Linked DNA regions of Homo sapiens: region 2 is linked to region 1. Evidence: chromatin loops called from intact Hi-C (ENCODE). Cell type or tissue: right lobe of liver. All regions are shown on one strand. Links, peaks and the distances in the headings refer to the core of each region. The heading gives the core; the rest is flanking DNA.

Region 1 (11,826 bases), core at 2,632-10,631:
CGAAGGCCGGTGCCCAGAGTTCTGGGTGGCAGCAGTGCCTTTTGCTGCCCCTTCTTTATCCCACCTGCATGAGCCCTTCATATTGGGGCTGTAGCCTCTCTCTGCCCTGCACCTTCTTCCTGTCTCTCCTCCACTCACCATTTCCTAGGACTCCTGACTGTTTGGTTTTGGTGGGGGTGTATAGGAAGAGTGGAGAGAAGCCCTGCCCACACTCAAGATGTTTCTCCTAAACATTTAATCTTGTCCAGACATCAAAGCTTGTATTTTCCTTTTTTTCTCCATCACATCCCTCCCTTGAGGCAGACAGTGTAGAACAATCTAGCTGCTTGAATATAAGTTTGCGATGGAGTGGGGTAGGGTGGAGGGCTGGGAGGATAGAAGGAAGTTTGGGGTAGAAAAAAATTGGTCATTATCTCAAAAATGCTTCCTGCTACATTGGAGTTATTGGCCTGGAGACCACCACCCATCTGGTAGCTGAATATGCTGCTTGCAAGTAATATGGTAAATGAGAATAGCTTAGGCACCTATCTTGCAACCAGGGTGTCTAAAGTGGCATTTATATTCACAAACAAAAGTAAGGATCAAGCTATGCAGATGAATCGTGGCCCGTGGCCCAAGTCCCACTGTATCCTTTTGTTTTCCCACAGGACAGTGGGGGCAGTTGGTGGGAGATGCAGGCTCAGGACCCCCTGTGGTTGTACAGCCCAGCCTCAATGCCTTGGATCTCTGGTCACTTAGTTTTGCCCGCACGGTCACCCACTTCCTACAGAGGCAAATTAGGTGGTGGAGCTTGTGTTATAAGGAACGGGGCCAGGTGGTCAGGAACATCGTAGGAAGAGGGTGCATATTAGCCTGGGGTTTTGGACCCCTCTTTTCCCAGCTGGGGAGATGGGGAGTCCTCTTCCTGACCAAACTCCAGCTTTCAGCAGCCTCAGGCTGTGCACTGACTTGGGTTCCTCCTCTAGGGGCTGCCCATGTCATGGGTTTCAGGGCTGGGCTTTAGGTGGGAAAGGATGTTGTGACCAGCAACTGGGAGAGGGATTCCTGGGGCACAGGAGGATTTCTGGGAGGCAAAGACTGAGGAGAGAGAGAGAATAGGGGTTGCAACAAGTTGCCAAGCAGAAAGGAGGGCTGATGAAAGTTACAAAGCCTGATAATCTTCCATCCTCAGAACTTTTCATCTGTAGCACAGAATTTAATCAGATGTTTAAAGATCCCAGAGAAACAAATGAACAAACCCAAGAGTAGAGAACAGAATTAGAGGACAGGTGCAGTGTCTGCATTATTATGACAGTAAAGACAGATATTCAAACTGGCTGTGAGATTGGTTTTGGAATTCTATTATGTTGCTATGGGTAAAGAGGCCCATTTCCTGAGATAGGAAAGGTAGGAATGGGGTGGGAGGAAGTGGTCATGAATCTCTGGAGACAGCAGTATCCGCATCCTTATTAGCCAGGAAGATGCAGGTTGAAACCAGATGGCAGATATTTCATCACAAACAGCATCTGTCAGAGACAGGGCATGTTGTGGGGTAGGGGCCCACGTGTCTGGTGCCAGCATGTCAGGCCAGCGAGCAGCTTTTCTTGAGCTGCTAGTGTGTGCTCAGCCATTATTGTGGTGTCACCCAACTCAGGACATTCACATCGTATCCTAAGTGAATGCCACTCCTTGAAGCACGTCTCAGTTATTTATTGTTACATGGGCAAACCACCACAAAACTTCATGGTTTAAAACAATTTATTCTTATTTTTCATGGTTCTGTGGGTTGACTGGGCTCAGCCGGTTGGTTCTCACTTGGGTTCTCTCATGTTGATAAAGTCAGATGTCAGCTGGGCTGCAGTCCTACAAGGGCTTAAGGAGGCTAGATGATCAAGGTGTTCCATTCACCTGACTGGCTGATGCTGGATGTCCATGTGGGGCTCAGCCGGGGTTGTTGACTTACATGTGGTTTTTCCATGTGCCTTGGGTTTCTCACAGCACGACGGGTTCTGAGAGGGAGTGTCCCAAAAGCAAACATTCCAAGAGGTCCAGGCAGAACCTGCAGGGTTTCTTGTGACTTAGTCTTGGATGTACAAGGATATTGTTTCCATTGAATTCCATTTGTCCAGTTCAGATTCGAGGGAAGGAAATTAGACTCTACCTCTTTCTCTTTTTCTTTTTCTTTCTTTCTTCCTTCCTTCCTTCCTTCCTTCCTTCCTTCCTTCCTTTCTTTCTTTCTTTCTTTCTTTCTTTCTTTCTTTCTTTCTTTCTTTCTTCTTTCTTTCCCTTCCTTCCTTCCTTCCTTCTTTCCATCTTTCTTTTTTTTTTTGAGACAGAGTCTCGCTCTTTTACTCAGGCTGGAGTGCAGTGGCATGATCTTGGCTCACTGCAACCTCTGTCTCCTGGGCTCAAGCAATCCTCCCACCTCAGCCTCCCAAGTAGCTGGGACCACAGGTGCATGCCACTATGCCCGGCATGTTTTGTATTTTTTGTAGAGACGGGGTTTCGCCATGTTGCCCAGGCTGGTGTCAAACTCCTGGGCTCAAGTGATCCACCTGCCTCGGCCTCCCAAAATGTTGGCATTACAGGCGTGAGCCACTGCACCCAGCCCAGACTCCACATCTTGGTGTAGGAGTAGCATGTGGGCACAGAGAGGTGAGGAATTGATGGTGGTATCTTTGGAAGCAAGCTACCACACACACCACCTAGGACCAGGGCTGGCTCCATTGTTTTGCAACCTGTGCAGTTGCACATGGCCCTGGGCTTGGAAGGGTCTTGCACTTGGCTTAATGCTGTATGGCCACCATCTTGAAGTTTTTAACAATGTTTAATAAGGAGCCTGTATTTTCATTTTACACTGGACCCCACCAATTGTGTAGCAAGCCCTGCACAGGACTTACCGTGAAGGTACTGCTTGGATTTGTGCAGCGTGATGAGGGGAGGGCATCTGCAGAACTCTGCACTATACAGATCTGACTCCTGCCTATGGAGAACTTACAGAGCAGCTGAAGAAACAAGACTTACTTGAAACACTGAAACTAGTAAATGCCAGTATCTGGGCAGGGGTTAGGCTGTGATTGCCCAAGGAGGGCGAAGACAGGGTGGGAAGAATCCTCCATTTTGCATGCTCTCTTGGAGTCATATTCAGATTCTGAACCCGTGCTGGGCTCAAAGCCTTCCTTCTCTGGGGCCAGAAAAGCTTCCAGGAATCTTAGAAATGTCTTTTTCCTCTCCCCACCCTACCTCTTCCCTTACCCTTGTTCCCAGGATTCTTCAGCTGGGGGCCTTGAAGGGAGGGGCTTCCAATATCAGGACTGGCTCCTGGGGTGGCTAGGGGGAAAAGGGAGTGTGGGGTGCCTGGGAAGAGTGTAAGAATGTAAGTGGAGCTTGCAGGAGCTCCATGCACGCTCAGGCCAAAAGTCTCAGGTGAGACACTGGAAGAGACCTGAAGGAAGCTGGGCCACATGTGGCCTTGGTGTGGGGGAGCACATGGAGGGGTGGGAGGAGGAAGCTCTCTGGTCTTCTCCAAGGAACATGCTGAGTGCTCTGGTGTCCTGAACAATGCCTCCCACATGGTCCGCAGCCAGATACCTCACCATTCCCCAAGGCACAGGGCATGCCTTCTTCCATTGTAGGAAATGACTCAAAGAGCCCCCTAGTGCCTGGGCTCAGCCCAGCCCCTAACCAGGGGGTGAAGACAGTCCCTGAGGGACGCACCACTTGTTTACAGACAATGCCTGGTTTCCTTCAAAGGTCTCATCCTACTGTGTTGAGCCTGCAAAATAATCTTCTGATTGTGCACATTAACAGGACATACTTTTCCACCAGAGACAGCTGACCCATTTCCAATTTTGTGAGACTGAGAGGGTGAAGGAGGATGCTGCTCCCTGGGGAGCTGGCTCTAGTATTTCTCAAAAACAGAGACACTTGCAAGTGGTTCATACAAGGCCCCATAGATAGTCATTCTTGGCTGTGCTGGCAATTGCCTGTTTGCTCTCAGATTGGTTCCTTGCCCCTCCAGGATTCCTCTGCAGGAACTACATTTCCCAGGCTCCTTGCCCATGGCTTCCAGGGTGAGTTAAACCAATGTGGGGTCCTGGCAGGAGACTTTAAGGCAGTAGGAGGGGGAAAGTTAGGATGTTCATTTCTCTTTGCTGCTCTCTGCTTCCTGTGGTGTCTTTGGCAGAATCTGGGTTTCTTCATGGTTCCAGCTCACAACACATGTTGCCTCTCTCTTTGGTTGCCAGTTCCCACTGGGCAGCCTTGGCTTTGGGCTCTGGTAACCCCACTTCCTCTCTTTCCTCACCCCCTCCAGCCTGAGGGCAGAAGTGTCTCCCTGCTGCTTCTCACCTCTGGATTGGTTCATCATCCCATATGTGGCTTTTCTTTTTTGTTAATTCACCTATGTAACCTCTTCTCTCTATTACATTTCCTGCTGGGAAGATCTAAACTAATCTAAATTGTTGGTCATTCTGCTTTTTGCGTATCCAGGAAGGCCTGGAGGTCAGGGAAGTTCTGTGACTCTGGTTACTCCATCCCTAACTCCAAATAGATTCCATGGAATTCAGCTCCAGCTGGATCCATATGCTATGCACATGAGTAACCGTATTCTAAAGCCAACAGCAAACTGAGAAGGCAGCCTGGCCTGCTCCCAGCAAGCCCAAGTCACTTCAGACCATTTTGCTAGGGAGGTAGAAGAACAGCCAGAGCAGGGTGGACAATGTGGTTGACATGCCAAGAGGTTGGGGTAAGGGGTGATCTAGTGACTACAGTCTGCCCTTATGGGGCACCCCAATATGGTGTCTATTCTCATTGCTCACACCCTTAAGTTTTGGAGGCCAGTGATTAAGAGCACGCATGTGTGACTTGGGAAACCATAAAAATGTGTGTGAAGCTTAGGAGCTAATGTACATGTACAAGCGAGGCTTAGCATCTTATGGAGATGAATATAGGTTCATTTCCTCTGTGAAGATGTGAGTTTAGAATAGATAAGCTTGAGCCTGGCTCCCAAGGTCACCCAGTCTCCAAGACAAAGTCTTCTGGGGTCATTGGCATGACAGAGGCCCAGAATGGAGTCTATGGAGGGGGTTGTTAGCCAAGCCTAAGGAGACATGTGGGAGATGAACCCAAGTTAGGGGCTATGGGGACCCTCACCTTCCTTCCTCAATTGAGGGAGTCTAGCCCTCTCTAGCCACGTCCCCTCCTGCAGACTGCTCCTTCCATTGGGGCACAGAGCAGAAGCCTAGGGACCTGTCACTTACCAGATGACTGTTGGAGGGCTGTTTAGGTTCTGATAGAGTGGGCTTTTCATTTTGAGAGTTGATTCTATTTCTTCATCAGTAAGTAGGAGCTAGGGAAGAGAAAGCATGCAAAAGGGCAAGAATCAGGAGAATTGATATAGTAGCTGGACAGAACTCTAGATGTGTGTGTGTGAGAGAAAGAGAGGCAGGGAGAAGGAGGGAGGAGTTACCCCCACGATGACCTCCAACTTCCCTTTCTGCACCCTCATCCTGGGGATAGCACAGGCTCAGGCCTGCCCTGGTTGCCCTGGCGATTGGCCTGGCCTGGGCTCAGGGGTGGGGGAGGGGCTGCACCACATTAGGACCTGCCGTACTCCAATCCCATGCAGTCCTCCTGCTCCTGCTGCTGCGTGCCTGGGCTCTGGTCATGCCAGGCTTCCTTGTGTCCTGCGTCTGTGGCCGGTTCCTGCCAACCTGTCTAGTCCTTTCAGGCTTGAGGCCCTGCATTGCTCTTTCTGGTCCTCTCCCCTCCTTCCCGCTCCCCATCTAGCCTTTTTTGGGTTCCGGGATCTGCTGACAGACTTTCTTCTTGCTGCCTGCCTGCTTACATTTCAGAAGACCCCTCTGGAACTGCCCATGGCTGTGGTCCACCTGCTGGTAGCAACGCCCTGTTACCAAATGCTAGATAATCTGCCACTCCCCTCTGCAGCCGCCAACTGGTGCTGAGCTGCCACCTGTTGTCTGTTTCCACACCCTTGTACACTGCATTCTGCCTGTCACTCTGGACAGCTGCCCAGCAGCTGCAGCTGAGGCCGTCCTGCCAGCACCTACCGCAGCCCCATGGGTGGTCCTGTCCAGTTCCTGGCGCTCCCAGCCTGCCTCATCTGCTGTACTTACAGAGCCACATCTGGTTGAATACAGAGCTGGGGTAGCCTGGATGGGCCCATGGCACACTCACTCCCAGAGAGGCGGGCATCCTCTCTCTGGACCTCTAGGGAAGGGCAGGGTCTGGAGCCCAATAATAAAACACAGTAATGATAATCATAGCTAATGTTTACTGAGAACTTAGGATGTGATAGGCTCAATGATTTACCAGAATTACTCTATACTGCATAACTACCCTATCAGGTAAGTACTATTAATATCCCCTTTCCCACATGAAGAAACTAAGGCTAAACAATAGAAATGAACCTGTGTAATGTCCCATGGGCATAATTCATGGAGCCAGGATTCAGAACCAGGTGCTTTACTTCAGGGCTGAAGCTCATAACCACTAGACCAAAGCGCCTCCTCCGTGACCTCTGGGGAAGGCCCAGCAACATCCTCTATTGCGTCCAATGACTTCTCCCTGGTCTGAGATCCACTGACTCACAGGGGTAGGGTTAAGGTTAAGGCCAGAGTCTCAGCTAAGCTTTGGATACTTTCTTCTGGATTTGGAGAAGGCTGGAATAACTGAATTTCTGCTCATCTTCAGGAGCGGCCTACTAGAGCCACACATTTCCCAGCTCTCCTTGTGTGTTTCCCAGACCCTTCTTCCATCGTGTCCTCTCCCTTAGGCTCCTGGAAAGTTTTCAGAGAGAATCACCCAGTGGTAACATTGTTAAACAAAACAGGAAAATGGGACTTGTGTGTATATATGATTAAATTATTAATTGATGGATCTACCTTCTTAGAAGGGTCAAAGACTGAATGAACAGAGAAGAAGAAAGGAGAGGGTCCCCTGGAGGTGGCAAAAGTCTTTTTTTTTTTTTTTTGAGATGGAGTCTTGCTCTGTTGCCCAGGCTGGAGTGCAGTGGTGTGATCTCAGCTCACTGCAAGCTGCACCTCCTGGATTCACACCATTCTCCTGCCTCAGCCTCCCGAGAAGCTGGGACTACAGGCGCCTCCCACCACGCCTGGCTAATTTTTTTGTATTTTTAGTAGAGATGGGGTTTCACTGTGTTAGCCAGGATGGTCTCGATCTCCTGACCTCGTGATCCACCCGCCTCAGCCTCCCAAAGTGTTGGGATTGAGCCACCGTGCCCAGCTGGCAAAAGTCGTTTTTGTTTATTATTTTATTTATTTATTTATTTATTTATTTATTTATTTATTTATCTATTTGAGACGGAGTCTCACTCTGTCGCCCAGGCTGGAGTGCAGTGGCGTGATCTCCGCTCACTACAAGCTCTGCCTCCCGGGTTCATGCCATTCTCCTGCATCAGCCTCCCAAGTAGCTGGGACTACAGATGCCCACCACCATGCCCGACTAATTTTTTGTATTTTTAGAAGAGACAGGATTTCACCATGTTAGCCAGGATGGTCTTAATCTCCTGACCTCGTGATCCACCCGCCTCAGCCTCCCAAAGTGCTGGGATTACAAGCATGAGCCACCGCACCCAGCCTATTTTTTATATTTTTTGAGATGGAGTCTTACTCTGTTGCCCAGGCTGGGGTGCAGTGGCATGATCTTGGCTCACTGCAACCTCTGCCTCCCGGGTTCAAGTGATTCTCCTGCCTCAGCCTACTGAATAGCTGGGATTACAGGCACCTGCCACCACGCCTGGCTAATTTTTGTGTTTTTGGTAGTGACAGGGTTTCCAGGCTGGTCTTGAACTTCTGACCTCAGGTGATCCACCCATCTCGGCCTCCCAAAGTGCTGGGATTACAGGTGTGAGCCAACACGCCCGGCCAAAAGTCTTTAAGGAAAAGAGGGAGGGGCTTTTTGGAAGAGGCAGTGGTGCAGATCACCTTGGCTTTAGCCCTGCCTCAAAGCAGCTATGGGGAGAGGAAAAGGAAGGATACGTGCTGGATTGGGGGTACTTCAGTTTCTAACAGAATAATTACATACAGGTGCTCCTTGACTCATGACATGATTACATCCCAATAAATCCATTGTAAGTTGAAAATATTGTAAGTTGAAGATGCATTTAATACACCTAATCTGCCAGACATCCAGCTTAGCCTAGCCTATCTTAAACATGCTCAGAGCACTTTAATTATCCTACAGTTCGGCAAAATCATTTAACACAAAGCCTATTTTATAATATGGGTTGAATATTTCATGTAATTTATTGAATATTGTACTAAAAGTGAAAAACAGAACGGTCGTATGGGTGCTCAGTGTACAGTTTCTACTGAATATGTGTAACTTTCACATGTTATAAAGTTGAAAAATTGTAAGTTGAACCATCATCATTTGGGGACCATCTGTACTGTGGATTGGTGAAAGGGATGGAGATGGTGTAGGATGGTGGTTTGGAGGGGTTAGATACAGGCATGACTACAACTGGGTCAGTTCACTGTTTCGTAGCGAAACAATGTTTGGTGATTTTTGCATCCCATTTATTCTTGGAAAAACAAGTTCTTGAGAAAGATATCAAGGGGCATCTCCTCTTCTCTTAGCAGCTTTCAGTTGTCATTCAGAAAGGAGACAGGTCTATTTTCTAGGAAGCCAGCATATGGGCTGCAGCCAACTCAGTCATACTGATATTGTAAGTCCTCAGTCCTACAATATGAGTACGTGGCTCTGCCCTGGGCCTTTCTCATTTGCAAGGCTCCTCCAGCCTGGCTGGGCTGGGCTGAGCTGGACAGGGAGCTGCTGCTCATCCCTCCCTCCTCCCGGGTTCATTTCTGTTTGGGAGTATGGGCAGGTTATGAGCTTCTGCCTTTTGGCTGTGCTTCCTGGGCACCAAGAAGGAAAAAGAAAAGGAAGGTATCTGTAGGCTCTAGGTTATTAGAGCCCAGGAGGGCAGAAGGGAGAAGGAAGGCAGATGGAGAGGAGGATGGACTAAACAGGCTGATGGATGGACAAATGAGCAGGCTCTCCCTCCTTGTCCAGCAGCAGAGGTAATGGTGGCATAAGGTGATGTGGATCAGGAACTGTCATTCAAAAGATGTGGACTGTAGGTAATAGCCTGCATGTCTTTGAAAGAATCTGGACCCTGGTGGGGAGAACCTGCGTTTGCACTGGCCTCTGCCATCAGCCTCAGCTCCTCTTGGCCACACAAGATCCCACCAATTCTAATGGACTTTGCAGGCTGAGAGGTGTTGCTGCAAATAGGTCAGGCTTTGTGGGGTTCCAAGGTTAGTCTTGGGGTAGTACCATGGCCATACCTGCCAACAGTGTCATTTTCCAGCAGCTCCAATAATTCAAAAGGTAATTCTGCCTTTTGATCTTGTCAAGGAGGGAGCTGTTTTAAAGGGCCAGGTGAGACGGGGACTCTGCAGTGAGAGTCCTGGTCTGAGTGCGGGGAGGGCTGGTGGAGCCCGGCGTGACCTCGGAGTTACATATGTGCACACCACATGCTGGGCCATATGTGCTGCTGCCTGGGCTCTGGAGGCTGTCAGGCCCTCCATGCTTGGAATAGTCGGGATCTGCTGACTTGACAAAATGGGGTAGGGGCTGGGCCACATCTGGAGGGGAGCGGGAAGGAACTCCCAGTGACTGGGCTGTGGAGGGACTTCCCACCTTCGCAGCCCTGAGCTCCCCCTTCTTTCTCCACAACCACAGGAGTGGTGTAATTCTCCTCACGTTAAAAGTAAACATCTGGCAGCATCTGCAATGCCCCAAATAAACAAAGAACTAATAGGAGGCATTCGTAACCACAACGGGTCCTGCATGGAGAAGGGAGGGACGCTTCACTGTACAGAAGCTAAAATGACTAAGTGGTGAGCCTCAGCTCATTCGTTTATTGATTGGTGATTAATTCATTGATCAGTGCACAAGCTCCTATAAGACCATGCTGATGCAGTTTTCCAATGCCCCCAGGGCAGCAGAGATGTCACGTCAACCTCATGGCACCAGATGGTCCTTGGTGTGCTGGGGACTGGGGATGATGGTTAGTCCTGGGGTGTCTGTTGCACCTTACTGCAAGTCCAGGGGCCAATATCCAGGGATCCGAGAACAGTGGGAAATCTGTGTGGCAAAGCCCTAGGGTCACTGCAGGGAAAAGGATCATTTTCTGGAAGTGGAGGTTGCCTGAAGCCTTTCATGAGAGATCAGAAGCAGACGCCAGCATAGAGGCAGATAGGATCCCTCCGTGGCGGAGATGCCAAAGATGCTCCCAACGATGAGAGGGGGAGGGAGACAGGGGAAGTGGAGCTGGAGCAGAAGAGGTGGCCACCTTTTAAGGTCAGTCCTCTGAAGCTGGCCAGTGTGCCAGACAGGGCAGTGGTATTGGAATAAACAGTGACGAACACACTGACTGCTGAAGTCAGATTGACAGCAAACTGGAAACAGAGCCTAGGACTGGCTGGCACCATCTGACAACTGAGAAGGGCTTAAGGATGAAATTGGTCATATTTGAACACCATCAAATTCATTCCTCACAGCCACACTAAATGTAAGCGACAGACAGAGAAATGAATTAATAACAAAAATGTCTCCAGCTTTCATGTTCTGGCAGGAGAAATGCTTCCAAGGAGGGACAGATTCACAAGCCTTCCTAATTCTGAGGACCAATGTTCTTCATCACCCTCGTCGCATGGTCGGGAGTGGTGCAGGGCTCGCCAAGGAAGAAGGGACGGAAGGACATGGAGAAGGTTTGGTTGTCTGAGTGCTAAGAAATCAGGCAGCTGGTTATAACTTCAGAAATGGGTCTCGTGCCAGAGGTCATAAAATCACTGCCAGCCGGTTGAATCCAGCTTTTAGACATTTTCTGTTTGGCCCACAAATGTCTTTTTATTTCATTTTAATTTTGAATTTGAACAAGTAGCCAAAGTGTACAAATCAGGAGAGTCACAAAAAATTCCAGCTTTCTTGAAATACCTATGCAAATCACGCCTAAGTTCTCCAGGTGGCCTTAGGCACCACTGATCCCTTCCCTGCTGGCTCTATAGTCATTTGTGATTCCAGCTCCTGTAGTAGGCCATCAAACACTTGTTAGGCATCAAAGAATTAGTGGGGCTGACTTTCCAACAGTCCAGGATAAATAAAGGTTATATAACAAAATGGGAGATTTTGGTCCCATTTTAGGCAGAAAGATCGAACTTCTTTTTTAAGACGTTGAAAGACAATATAAATAAAACCATTTGTATTAACCAGACAAAATCATGACACAGCCGGGCGCAGTGGCTCATGCTTGTAATCCCAGCAAGGATTTTGGGAGGCCAAGGCGGGTGGATCACCTGAAGTCAGGAGTTCAAGACCACCATGACTAATATGGTGAAATCCCATCTCTACTAAAAATACAAAATTAGCCGGGCGTGATGGCGCATGCCTATAATCCTAGCTACTTGGGAGGCTGAGGCAGGAGAATCCCTTGAACCTGGGAGGTGGAGGTTGCAGTGAGCTGAGATTACGCCATTGCACTCCAGCCTGGGCAACAAGAGTGAAACTCCATCTCAAAAAAAAAAAAAAAAAAAAAAAAAATCACAACACATATAAAAGGTTTGGCAATAAAGAAAAATACCTTTGTCAAAAACAAGAAATGGGGAAAGGCTTCCCTATTTAACAAATGGCGCTGGGAAAACTGGCTAGCCATATGTAGAAAGCTGAAACTGGATCTCTTCCTTACACCTTATACAAAAATTAATTCAAGATGGATTAAAGACTTAAATGTTAGACCTAAAACCATAAAAACCCTAGAAGAAAACCTAGGCATTACCATTCGGGACATAGGCATGGGCA
Region 2 (11,826 bases), core at 2,598-10,597, 190 kb after region 1:
GAATTTTTTGATTTGGGATTCAAACACTAGGTTGTGAGGGCTAATTTTATGCATCAACTTGGCTAGGCCATGGTACCCAGTTTTTGGTCAAACACCTAGCTAGGTGTTGCTGTGAAGACAATTTTTTAAAGGTGTGATTAACATTCAAATCAGTTAGCATTGAGTAGAGCAGATTACCACCCATAATGTGGATGAGCCTCATCCAGTCACTTGAAGGCCTGAAAAGGAAAAGAAGGAATTCTGTCTCTAGGCTGCCTTTGGACTTGAGCTATGACATTATCTCTTCCCTGGGTCTCTAATTTGATGGCTTGTCCTGAAGATTGTGGATTTGCCAGCCCTGATAATTCCATGAGCTAATTCCTTAAAATCAATCTCTCTCCCCATCCCTCTACCCCCACCCCTCCCTCCCCTCATCTCATTGTCCAGTTGGTTGTATTTCTCTGGAGAACCCTGACCAATATAACAGGTAAGCAGTGTAAATTTGTAGAACACATCTGTGTTTGGTATGGATTTGAAGTTTTGTGGGCCATCAAAACTCTAGCCTCTAGACATTAGGACTTATATTTGGATAAATATAATCTTGGACCATCAAGACATCAGCTGAGGTTTTCCACTCTGAATAGGAGTTTTAATTTCTGGCTCCTAGAGATTTTACTTTGTTTATTTATTTGAGGACAGAGTCTCACTCTGTTGCTCAGGCTGGAGTGCAGTGGCATGATCTTGGTTCACTGCAACCTCCACCTCCTGGGTTCAAGCGATTCTTGTGCCTTAGCCTCCTGAGTAGCTGGGATTACAGGTGCACTCCACCACGCCTGACTAATTTTTTTGTGTTTATAGTAGAGATGGGGTTTCACCATGTTGACCAGGCTGGTCTTGAACTCTTGGCCTCAAGTGATCCACCTGCCTTGGCCTCCCAGAGTGCTGGGATTACAGGTGTGAACCACCACACCCAGCCAATTTTACTTGATTTTTATGAGCTTAGCTATATTTACAAAATTGTTTCTTTTTCTTTTTTTTGCTATGTATTACCAGTATTTTAATGGGTTAGTAGAGGGAGTGGAAGTCGATGTTAGCTCAGCGTGTAATGTTTCTGGAAACTGAAAATCTTACCGGGTTTTCAGATTGTTGAAAACAGCTTTCATGTTCCTCCCTAAGACTTCTCTAACCAGTTGCCCTTTACATGATGAGGTGTGTTATCTCGACTGGACTTTTATTCTGCTGTCCAGTTTGTTCATGTGCTTCCTGAAGAGTGGGACCCCAGCCAAAGCTGCATTCCTCAGCTATGGTCAGACTAAGAGGTCAGAAGCCACTGTCACTGTACATTCTGGATTCCACACTCTTCCCCATGAGGTCTTAGGTTCCAAGAAGTCTTTGGGCTAAAACATCACAGTGTTGGCAAAGAGTCAGCTTCCAAAACCCGTAGTGGGTGGAAAAAGAGTAAGAACTGTCATAAGAAGCTGGGAGGTTTTAAAAGGTAACTAGGATTTGGAGGAGTTAAGGTTAAAGAGATGTGGCCCAGCCTGTGGGGCCCTGCAGGGACATTCCTAGTCCTTTCTCAGGACGAATCATTTCATGGCAGAAAGCTGCAGGAGACAGCTTCAGTGTTTTCTTTATTATTTAGGTTATTATTTGCATTTGGTCTACTTTTTTCAGGCTTAGATTTTCTTTTTTCAGGATACTGTGCAAGCACCTTAAATCTCTGTTTAGAAACCTCGCTGTGTTCTGTTTGGTGTGTTTTGTTCTGATAAGCCTGGATTTTATAACTGCCAGGTCTTTTGTAGAATGGCTGGAAGCAGGGACCTGTAGTCTGATGAAGATAGTTGCTAAGGAATAATTCATTTAGTGTAGATTAGGAATCACGCCAGTTATCATCTCAAAAGGGAAGGACAGAGGGAGATGGAGAGAGGGGGAAGGAGAGAGAGAGAGTTATCAGGTAGAGAAAACCTGCTATGTGACCTTTCTAAATCCCTTAAACTCTGAGTCTCAATTTCTCTGTCTGTAAATAGAAAGCATTTGACATTGACTCCCCTGCCTCAGATGATCTGAGCTCTGATTTCTCTGGTAGAAAAAAAAAAAAAAAGACAGTGATGTAGGTTTGTGCTGCTGGGAAGAAAATATGCTGCATATCTTTCTTTCTTACTCTTTCTCTCTTTCTTTTCTTTTGATGGAGGCTTGCTCTGTCGCCCAGGCTGGAGTGCAGTGGCGTGATCTTGGCTCACTGCAACCTTCGCCTCCCGGGTTCAAGCAATTCTCCTGCCTCAGCCTCCTGAGTAGCTGGGATTATAGGCACCTGCCACCACGCCTGGCTAATTTTTGTATTTTTAGTAGAGACAGAGTTTTACCATGTTAACCAGTCTGGTCTCGAACACCTGACCTCAGATGATCTACCTGCCTCGGCCTCCCAAAGTGCTGGGATTACAGGTATGAACCACCGCCCCCAGCCGCATATCTTGCTTATCTTGTAGCTACATGTCTCAGAATGGCAGTTTTAAATTCTCGAAGTAATAATAATAGCAGAATTTTCTACAGTGCTCACAGTGGGCCTGACACTGTCCTAAGCACTTTATCAGCCTGTCTCGTTTAATCCTCACAATATCCGCATGAGCTAGGTACTGCTACTATCTTCATGCTGGAGGTAAGAAAACAAAGACACAGAAAAGTAACTTGTCCAAGGTCACACAACTAGAGTATGCCAGAACTGGGATTGAAACACAAGTCATGGGACTCTAGATTTAGTGCTGTTAGCCCACAGATGTTAAGAGCTGAGAGGTAGGGAGCTTGGGGAAATTCAGAAAAGCCATGAAGATACTTTTTTCTTTGTTTGTTTTTGAGACGGAGTCTCACTCTGTCACACGCCACCATAACTAGCTAATTTTTTGTATTTTAGCAGGGACGGGACTTCACCATGTTGCCCAGGCTGGTCTCAAACTCCTGACTCAGGCAATCTGCTCATGTGGGCCTCCCAAAGTGCTAGGATTACAGGTGTGAGACGCCACACCTGGCCCCATGAAGATACTTTAAAAGCCCTGGAAAAAAAGAAAGAATAAAGGGGAGACAGCATAGAATGGGGGATTCGACTTAGTCTTGATGGGAAGGCATCTCAAGAAAGTATGTATTGAGGTGAGCTCTAGGGAATAAGAAGGTGTTAACTAGGCATGCCAAGGAAGAGCCTGGCAGGCAGAGGGGTTGGATATGCTGAGGGAACACAGTGAAGTCAGGAACTGGAAGGTATCTACGCACTTGGGGTTTAGAGAATAGGGGGCGTGGGGCAAAATAAGGCTGGGCAGGTGGGCAGGGGCCTGCCCATGCAGGGCTTTCGGTGCCTCTGTGTTTCTCAGGGTTTCTCACCCTTACCACAATTGGCATTTGGGGCTGAGTTAGTCTTCGTTGTGGGGACCACCCTGTGCAGTGTAGGATGTTGAGCAACAACCCTGGCCTCTACCCAGTAGGTGCAATAGTATTCTTGCTCTGAGTCGTGACAACCAAAAATGTCTCCAGGTATTGTCAAGTATCTCCCAAGGTGAAAAATTGTCCCTGGTAGTACATCACTGAGCAAGATATTTCACTCTCTTGGTATCCTTTCTCACAAGATGTCTACACAATGGACCCTGAGTCACAGGGTGACTTTCTAGACATGGGTATTGACTTGGATCTCCTTTGGCCAGGTTGTACCCCGGCCTGTCCAGGTAGGTAAAACCTCTTGGATTCTCTCCTTGGAACCTGCCACGCTCAAGCAGAGGTATTATCATTGTCAGGGTGGACAATGCTGAAATTAGTGCACCGAACTAGGAAATGAAGACCAGAGAAATGCATCAGGTTCAGAGCAAAAACAAAGGGTTTCTTTACAACCAGGGCATCTAATGTTTCGGCACGATACGATACTTTCCCAACTTGCCCAGTCCTCTTTCTCCTGAAACCAACGTCAGTGTGTAGGGCTCAACAAAGCAGGCCTTTTACAGAGAAAATGACCTTAAATCAAAGAGAATAGAAACAAGATACTTGGCATAAATGGTAATAATAACCAGATTCCTGTGAAGGGCTAAAATATTGCTACTTTAGTCAGTGATTGTTGTGGGAATTGTACTTTTCAAACTCAATATCAAGCCCTTCTGGAACTTTTTGTCAAGTGTTTTCTGCTGCTGCCAAGTAACCCAGGGAAAAGGAGAGAGTTGTTTTGTCTAGTGTGTTTCTTCTATCCCCGGAAAAATCAAGTTCTAGGTGGGCTGCTTTTTTTGTCTTTTTTTTTTTTTTTAATGGCATGAGTTGATGCAAACGCTGGTAGTCTGCCCTACCAAGATGTCCTTGAAGGATGACGTTTATCTAGGAGCTATCCTGGGCCCTTTGTTTTTTTGTTGTAGAAATTCTGACTTCCCTTGCCTTCAACCTGTAGGACTTCCAAGCAGGGCACAATTTGACTAAAACATCGTAATGCCAAAAAGATTGTCCACAAAGAAAACTGTGCACTAGCCTTTTTCACATTTCCTGGTCTGTTCCCCTGATTCCTTGCACCTCTTACCTGAGATCATGACCTCTTCCAGACGGCCTGTGTCCTGCCTGGAGGCCACCCCCGCAGAGGAAAGCCTGCTCCGAAAAGCCACTTTGTCTCTTAGCCTGGAGATTATTTGGGGCAGACCGTGGCTCTGGGTAGGGGGCCAGAGCACTCTGTCCAGGTCATAACTAACTTCTAGTTGCCTGTCTCTCCTGTTAAATGATTATCCCTTTTTCACAGTTGAAAAAGGAGGCAACTCAAAATTAGAGTTGAACTTAAGGCAAAAAGTCTGAGGTGTCAACAACAACCACCACGATAATAGTGAATATTAAGTAGTTATTGTCAGCCCTATGTTAGGTGGTCTGTATACGTTATCTCATTTAATTATTACATTACCTCTGTGAGGTAAGTACTATCACTGTGCTCATTTTACAGATGAGAAAACTGGGGCTTAGCGAATTAAATAATTTGCTCAAGGTCACACAACTTTAAAGTGGCAGAGCCAGGGCATTCAAAGCTGAAGTATTCCTTGTGCCCTCTACTCTTTGTTGTCTCTCTTGATCCTTTTAGAGGCTTTACAAAAATATTTGGAGGAGGCTCTTGGTGTTTCTATAGAATTCCACCTTTGGACACATGGAAATCTTGATAACAAATCTTAACTATTTCTGAAAAAGTTGATCTCATGTATGGCTTTTGGGCTGTGCTGGGATGGACATATTCTCTGCCCCTTATTTAAATTATGTTGATATTCGTCCGGGTGCTGTGGCTCATGCCTGTAATCCCAGCACTTTGGGAGGCTGAGGTGGGTTGATCACCTGAGGTCAGGAGTTTGAGACTAGCCTGGCCAACATGGTGAGAACCTGTCTCTACTAAAAAAAAAATTAAAAAACCAGCTGGGTGTGGTGGCGTGTGCCTGTAATCCCAGATACTTGAGAGGCTGAGGCATGAGACTCACAGGCTGAGGCATGAGAATCACTTGAACCCAGAAGGTGGAGGTTGCAGTGAGCCGAGATCGCACCACTGCACTCCAGCATGGGCAACCGAGCAAGACTCCTTCTCAAAAAACAAACAAAACAAAAAATCCAAAGAAAGCTTTATAGTTACAAATATCTGTTTCATTGATCAAGTTTATCATCACCTTTATGGATACTATTTATAAAGATAATATGGATTTTTACCTCTTGGCATCATGGTAAACCAAGGTGATATCACTGGGCTTTGGTTTATTTGTAAATGAACGATTTGGGCAGCTTGATCTCTACAGTCTCTTGCCTTTACACTCTGGTGTGCACACGGACATACACACATGTGAAGCCCACTTAAAGACCTGGCATCCCCTTCATGAGGCATCAGTCATGGCCCACTGGCTCCCAAAATGTAGAATTCAGGTTCCAGGTGGCCATCAGCATGGCTGAGGATTTGTAAGTCCAGTCATCTAAGCAGCTGGCCTCTTCACCCAGGAGGCTGCTGTCCACCTACAGCCTCCAGCCCTCATTATAGCTCAGGATATATAAACAGTGACGGGTATAAACTAAACTAGTTTGCCTTCAAGGAGCTCCTGCCCTTCTTAGGGAGGGCCCTTGAGCCAGTCTTTTCACTCTGTAGGCTCAAGAAGAAACTGAACCCAGTCCCCAACTTCCGTGGGCAACAGGAAAACGCCACAGAAAGACCAGGTCGTAGAGCTACCATTCCAGGCATGAGTTTCCCTGGGACAAACTTGCCATGGAAAAGGCCCAAGAGAGGAAACGTGTGGAGCCCAGAGTAAAGGAAAGAGAGAAGGATGATGGTTAATCCTGTTTAATGGTTAATTCTGGGTATGCTGGTTAATCCTGGGGGCCTCAGAAGATGACCCATCCTAGAAAGTTGCCTCCCCACAAGGTCTGTCGGTACTGATCTCATATGCGGGTAAAGAAGGACCCAGCGGAGGAAGAATGGGCTTAGCTGAGCACATTCACACGTATGAGAGGAAACTTTGCCACAGTGTAGGAAGAACCAAGTGGGTGTGGGAAGCCAAGTTGGTCATTGTCGCAGCAATCCGGATGCATAAGAAGTAAAGAGGAGAGAAAAAATTAGTCATCTAAAATTGATTGAGGTCAAAATTATGGCATCCCAATTGGAGGCAAACCATGATAGACTTAAAAAGATTGGAAAGTGTTTGTTGTGTGGTGTAAAGCAGGGGTTAGTTTGCAAAGTATAGCCTGTGGGCCAGATATGGCCCACTGGCCTGTTTCTACAAATGCAGTTTATTGGAACATCCATCTACTCATTTATGTATTACGTATGGCTGCTTTTGTGTTGCAATGGCAGAGTTGAGGAGTTGCAACAGAGACCATCTGGCATACAAAGCCTGAAATATTTACTATCTGGCCCTTTACAGAAAAGAGGCAAGGACACATTGTTCCGAGTCCTGGATCCACAACTTTGGATGCATACTAGCTTTTGTAACCCACCTTTCAACGTCTGAATTTCTCATCTGTAAAATGGGGGACTATGTTACCTGTGCCCACTAACCACTTCACTCACTGAGGAGTGAAGACACTGAATGAAATGAGTGTGAAAATGTACATTAAGATCTAAAGAGTTATGCAAATGCAAAGTGTTATTAGGTCTGTTTTGTAATATTTGGCAAAAGAGAGAAGACGGAGAAAGTTGATTTTTTTCTCCAATGAGGCTAAAGAGAAAATAAACAATAAAGGTTGCCAAAGGGCATGTGCACCCTTTTATTTGTGTCAGTTAATGTGTAGTTTCCAGTCAATGGAAGCTCGGTTATTAAAATTAAAGAGGAAGAAATAAAATTCACAGCCACCTTGAAAGGACTGAACAGATTCATTAACAGTGAGGTACAGTCAGAGTGGGTAGAGGTACAGGTCTGAGGGTGTGCTGACCCACCTGGGAGCAACAGAGTGGGACTGAGGGAAGGGAAGAATGAGAAGACAAATCAGGAACTACTGCCTGGGATGTGTTTATATGGGCAATTAAACATTGTTTATCTGGAATTCAACTTAGCTGGGCATCCTGTATTTTTATTTGCTAAATGTTGCAACCTTCCCCCACCCTGAGTGGTTTTGGTAGGGCAACCAATCACAGGACTCTGCTCCCTGATCACGGAGCTTGTTGATGTTCAGTCCTGCAACTCTGAATCTTAAGCAGAGAGAAATAAGGAGAGAAGGCAGTTGGAGCTGATCATCTGATGGCAATGTTCCAGAAAGATCTTCAGAGCTGCCCAGTTCTATCTTTCCCAGGACTGTAGTTCAGGCTTGCTTTTAATCTCCAAACTATGCCATTCGTTTCCAATCTATCCCTTTCTGTTCCTTAAACTAGTCAGAGTTGGTTTCTGTTGCTTGCTGTCAAAGAACCCTAACCTAATATCTCAAGACACCCAAAACAGTATCCAATAAACCATGGGGATGGGTAAAGGGGTGGACAGAGAGGGGAGGAGATTAACTAGGGAAGGCTGTTTTTGAGTGTAGATCTGGACATAGGCAGAAGAGGGGTTGGGGGAGTGGTGAGAGTATTCTCAAAATCTGGTGAGTTATTTATGTCTGCTATAACAAGAAGAAATAGGGAACTACTAAAGGCTCTTGAGTAGGGGAAGGACTTGATAAAAATGACATTCAATTTAAAAAAATATTTCCAAAGCTGGCCTTTAAGTGTCTTGGAGGGGAAGTTGGTGGCAGGGAAGCTGGCTGGGGGGCTGGCTCCATGGTCCAAATGATAGTCCAGGGGTCTAGTGTGTAAGAGTGAGGCACTGAGAATGAAGAGGAAGAGAAAAATGGTGAGAATCAGCTCAGAGGAGACTGTGGGATTTTAATGACTTTCTGGTCATGGGGAATATCCAAGAGCAGGGAGGGAAGAGCTCCAATTGGGTCATGAGCCACAGTAACTCAGCTGTGGGGGCTCCATGACCATGGGCTTCCCAGGACCTGTGGCTGCAGGGTGGGCCCATGGTGGGGGTGGTCTGAAAGGAGCAGCTCTTGGAGGCCCTTGGGCCCATGATCCTTGTTGGCTGTGTCTCCACTCTCGGGGAGGGCTGTGGTGAGTACAGGCTGCAGCAGAAAGTGACAGGGATGATTAAAGGGATGGAAAATCAGGCCCATGAAGAGAGGTTAAAGGACTGCAGCTATTTAGCCTGGGGAAGAGAGGTAGTCATGTAACAGCTCCCTTCAAGTCCATGCAGGGTGACTGGTAGACGTGTGCTAGGCAGCTGCCCGGTGCAGCTGCCCGGCACAGCTGCATATAGGGGGAGAGAGCACCCCTGGAGCGAGCACCTCTGCAGCGAGGGAAAGGCACGCTCCCGAGGGAGGCAGAGGCATAATTACAAAGGCTCTTTTGTGGTTTCTGAAGGCCCCTCTCCCCTCCCCTTTGTTTTTTGCATCTGTCATTATGCTGTGCAAACCACAGCCAGGCCTCTTGACAGCACCAATATCTGCCTTCCTGAACACTCGGAAGGTAACGTGGCTATAAAATTGACAAGTTAGATAAATACTAGTACAAAGGGTAGACTGTGTGTAGCTTTGTGCAGCCTTCTGACTGGTCTCCCACCCCGACCTGGATAAATCCTCTGTCTGCATCCCTCTGGTCACCCCCAGCCTCGTCCATTCCATCTGGGCTCCTTCTGACGGACTCCCCAGGAGCTCACATTTGCTCGGCCTCTTTGTCTAATTTGTCACTTTGACAACTTGAAAGGTCTTTTATTTCTTCCCAGGTCAAATATGTTTCATTTCACTTAAAAAAATTTTTTTTAAAGCTTCCTTTTTTTTTTTTGGCCAGGCCACACTCTTGCTGTCTTGGCTGGGCTGCCACAGTTTTCCCGGAGGAGGCCCCAAAGCCCTTGGCCCACACTCCTCAGATCGCTGCTAGGGTAACTGAGGGCCTCCTCCCGTGGTGACTGTGTTGCCCGGATCCTCAGCAGAGGCCGTGTGGGCAACATGGTCATGGAAGGAAGGTAGCTTATGAACTCCGCATTCAGACACTTCAGAATTGGAGCTGGGCGGGGTGGGTTGGGGGATGGGAGGAGGAGGGATGGGGAAGGAACATTAGTCAGGATCCACCACCAAAGTGTTGGAATCTGGCTGTCCAAAAGCCCAGAGCTAAAATTTATTTGGTTTTGGTCCTGTTGTTAATGAACAGAGGGTGTCAGCGAACCTCACTCAGTGTTAGCCCAGTCTCCTGAGTAGGTGAGGAGAACCTGGAAGCCATAACCCCACCAAGAAGTTCTGTCAGGGAGCAGGGAATTTAGACCTCATCAGATGCCTGTGGAGTGACAGAGATCCCATTCACCACCGACAGCCTCCAGCTCATACCCTAGCAGCGATCGAGGAGGTGTGGGTAAGGGGTCTTTGGGGCCGCCTCCGGGAGAGACTGTGACTCGCTGGACCCATTATGTGCTGTGGCCAAAGCCCTTGACATGGATGGGGAAGGGGTACGGGAGAGGAGCAGGCACAGAGTCTGCTCATCCAGGGATTCCCAGACGAGCTGAGCCTCTCCCTAAACAGGAGTAAATGCCCCAAATCCCCTTCTTGCCAGGGATATGGGGATGCCCTAGGGGCAGGCCTAGCTTGTACTTCCCCCTGTGAGTCCACAGCGTGCAGCACGGGGCTGAGCACCCAGTGAGCAGATGGCTCTGAGGCTGGCAGTTCAAGCAGTGGGGCCTCAGAAACAGGCAGAACTGCCCGCCGTTCTCCAGCTGCGACTGCCCTCCTCTGCATCTGCTAAGTGGGCATGACTGGCACCCACCTCTAGAGCTGCTGTGAACATCGAGTAGCACCGTGCATGACCTGGGTTTGGCATGCTTGGCATGGAGTGAGACCCCATAATGTTAGCTACTGTTGTATTAATAATAATTTATTTTCAATATGACTTATTTAATGGAATGGATGAAGCAAAGGACGAGATTCAGCGGGAAGGGCTGGGCTTCGAGACCTGATCCTTTCTCATTTTAATGCTGCTCCCTCACTGTGGTCAGCCTGAGTGGGATCGGCTGCCCGGCCTTCATTTTACCTTTGTTGCCATCTCTCTTTGCGGTGGTTCTTTCTCTTCCTCCTCCTCCGCCTCATAAGCAAAGGGTAAGGCACAGTTCTGAATCTTTGGTTCTGTAAAGAGGCGTGCCCATCTCTGTGCTTGATTCCACTGGAAAAATAAGAACAATTCCTATTATTTTCGGTTCCGAGACCTTGAGTGTGTCAGGCTTCAGGTTCACTTCCTACATCTCTCCACGTTGCCCGGATCTGCAAGTAATTTAACCTTGTTTTTATAGAGCGCAAAGACGTTCCGCTTGTTTACACTGGAGACAAATTTTCCTCAATTGACGCAATCCTATTGATTAAATAATGACCTTCTTCCTCATTTAAAGGTAATTTCGGTTGGTATCATGACGTGGAGGAAGAAAATGAATGCCTTTTCTGTCTTGCTGTCTGAAGGGCAGGCAGTGAGGGCCGACTCCCAGAGCCCTGGGCAGGGCCCTCTCATTTTTCTCACCTGTTCTGGAACTTCATCAGGCGTCGGAGTGGGGCTAGTGCTGGGACCCCTTGAGGAGGTGGGCTAAATAGGACCAGTCTTGATTAGGGAAATTAAAAAGCCAGCATTTGCTATGTAATAAGATGTCAAGGCTGGGGCAGAGTAGATGCTACTTTGTTTTAAAACTTGATTTGCTTTCAAGACTTGTACGTAAATTACTTTTCAAGCTCATATCACACGATATAGTCCGGGCATGTCATTTGAGCCAAGGATTTAAAATCAAAGGGAAAGGCAATGTGCAAGTTCAGGAAGAACTTCAGGGAACAGCTCACACAGGAGAGACACAAAGATGGGAGCCTGGGGTGGTGAGAGAGTTGTTGGGTACTCTTGGGTAAGTCCTTTAACTTCTTCTGGGTCTAGATTCCTCATTGGTAAAACAGGGGTGACTGGATCAGATGACTTCTAAGGTACTTTCTTGGTTCTATGTTCTGTGATACGATGGAATCTGGAGACCCGGTTATTATTTGCTTCCATTCCAGATCCGTGTACTGTCTATTTCCATAAGGATAAGACCAGTGGATGACATTTGGAAGGATGGGACCTCTGTTGTTCCATTTTCTTTCTGTGAGGTCAGGTCAGTGCATTGTGTGTTAGCAATGCCATTTAAGAAATAGATATCCCTATATGTTCTGTAGGAGAATGCATATTTTGCAATGATCTGAAAAATTATCCTAATGCAAATACAGAGTGGCATAAATACCATGGCTGGACAGGAGCTAGACATGAATAAAAGAAAATCGGAGCTGACATTTTAAAGGTTTTTGCCCTATTATAGGCACATCTAGGCATTCCTTCATTTTCTCTTTACCAGAGGTTGGCAA

The links. Hi-C counts contacts between places; a loop is a spot of excess contacts. Peaks named below come from ENCODE experiments on the same cell type or tissue, not always from the same donor. Only the 100,000 strongest peaks of a DNase experiment are listed, where the experiment ranks them.
Region 2: a loop joins it to region 1, with 4 times the contacts of the local background. A loop is called at or near these places in 107 of 110 quality-filtered maps.

Annotation. Positions count from the first base shown.
Region 1 is chr2:42,066,690-42,078,515 of GRCh38, reverse strand. No RefSeq gene overlaps it. Among named protein-coding and RNA genes, the nearest start is that of PKDCC, 25 kb to the right of the region's middle. RefSeq lists a silencer at 9,325-9,489. In right lobe of liver, for the core only: no CTCF peak of the experiment used is centred there; no DNase peak of the experiment used is centred there; H3K27ac peaks cover 932 bases.
Region 2 is chr2:41,876,442-41,888,267 of GRCh38, reverse strand. LINC01913 (long intergenic non-protein coding RNA 1913) reads right to left here and starts at 10,713. Exons shown (of 3, transcript NR_033996.1): 1 at 10,490-10,713. In right lobe of liver, for the core only: no CTCF peak of the experiment used is centred there; DNase peaks (open chromatin) are centred at 6,817 and 7,567; H3K27ac peaks cover 3,274 bases.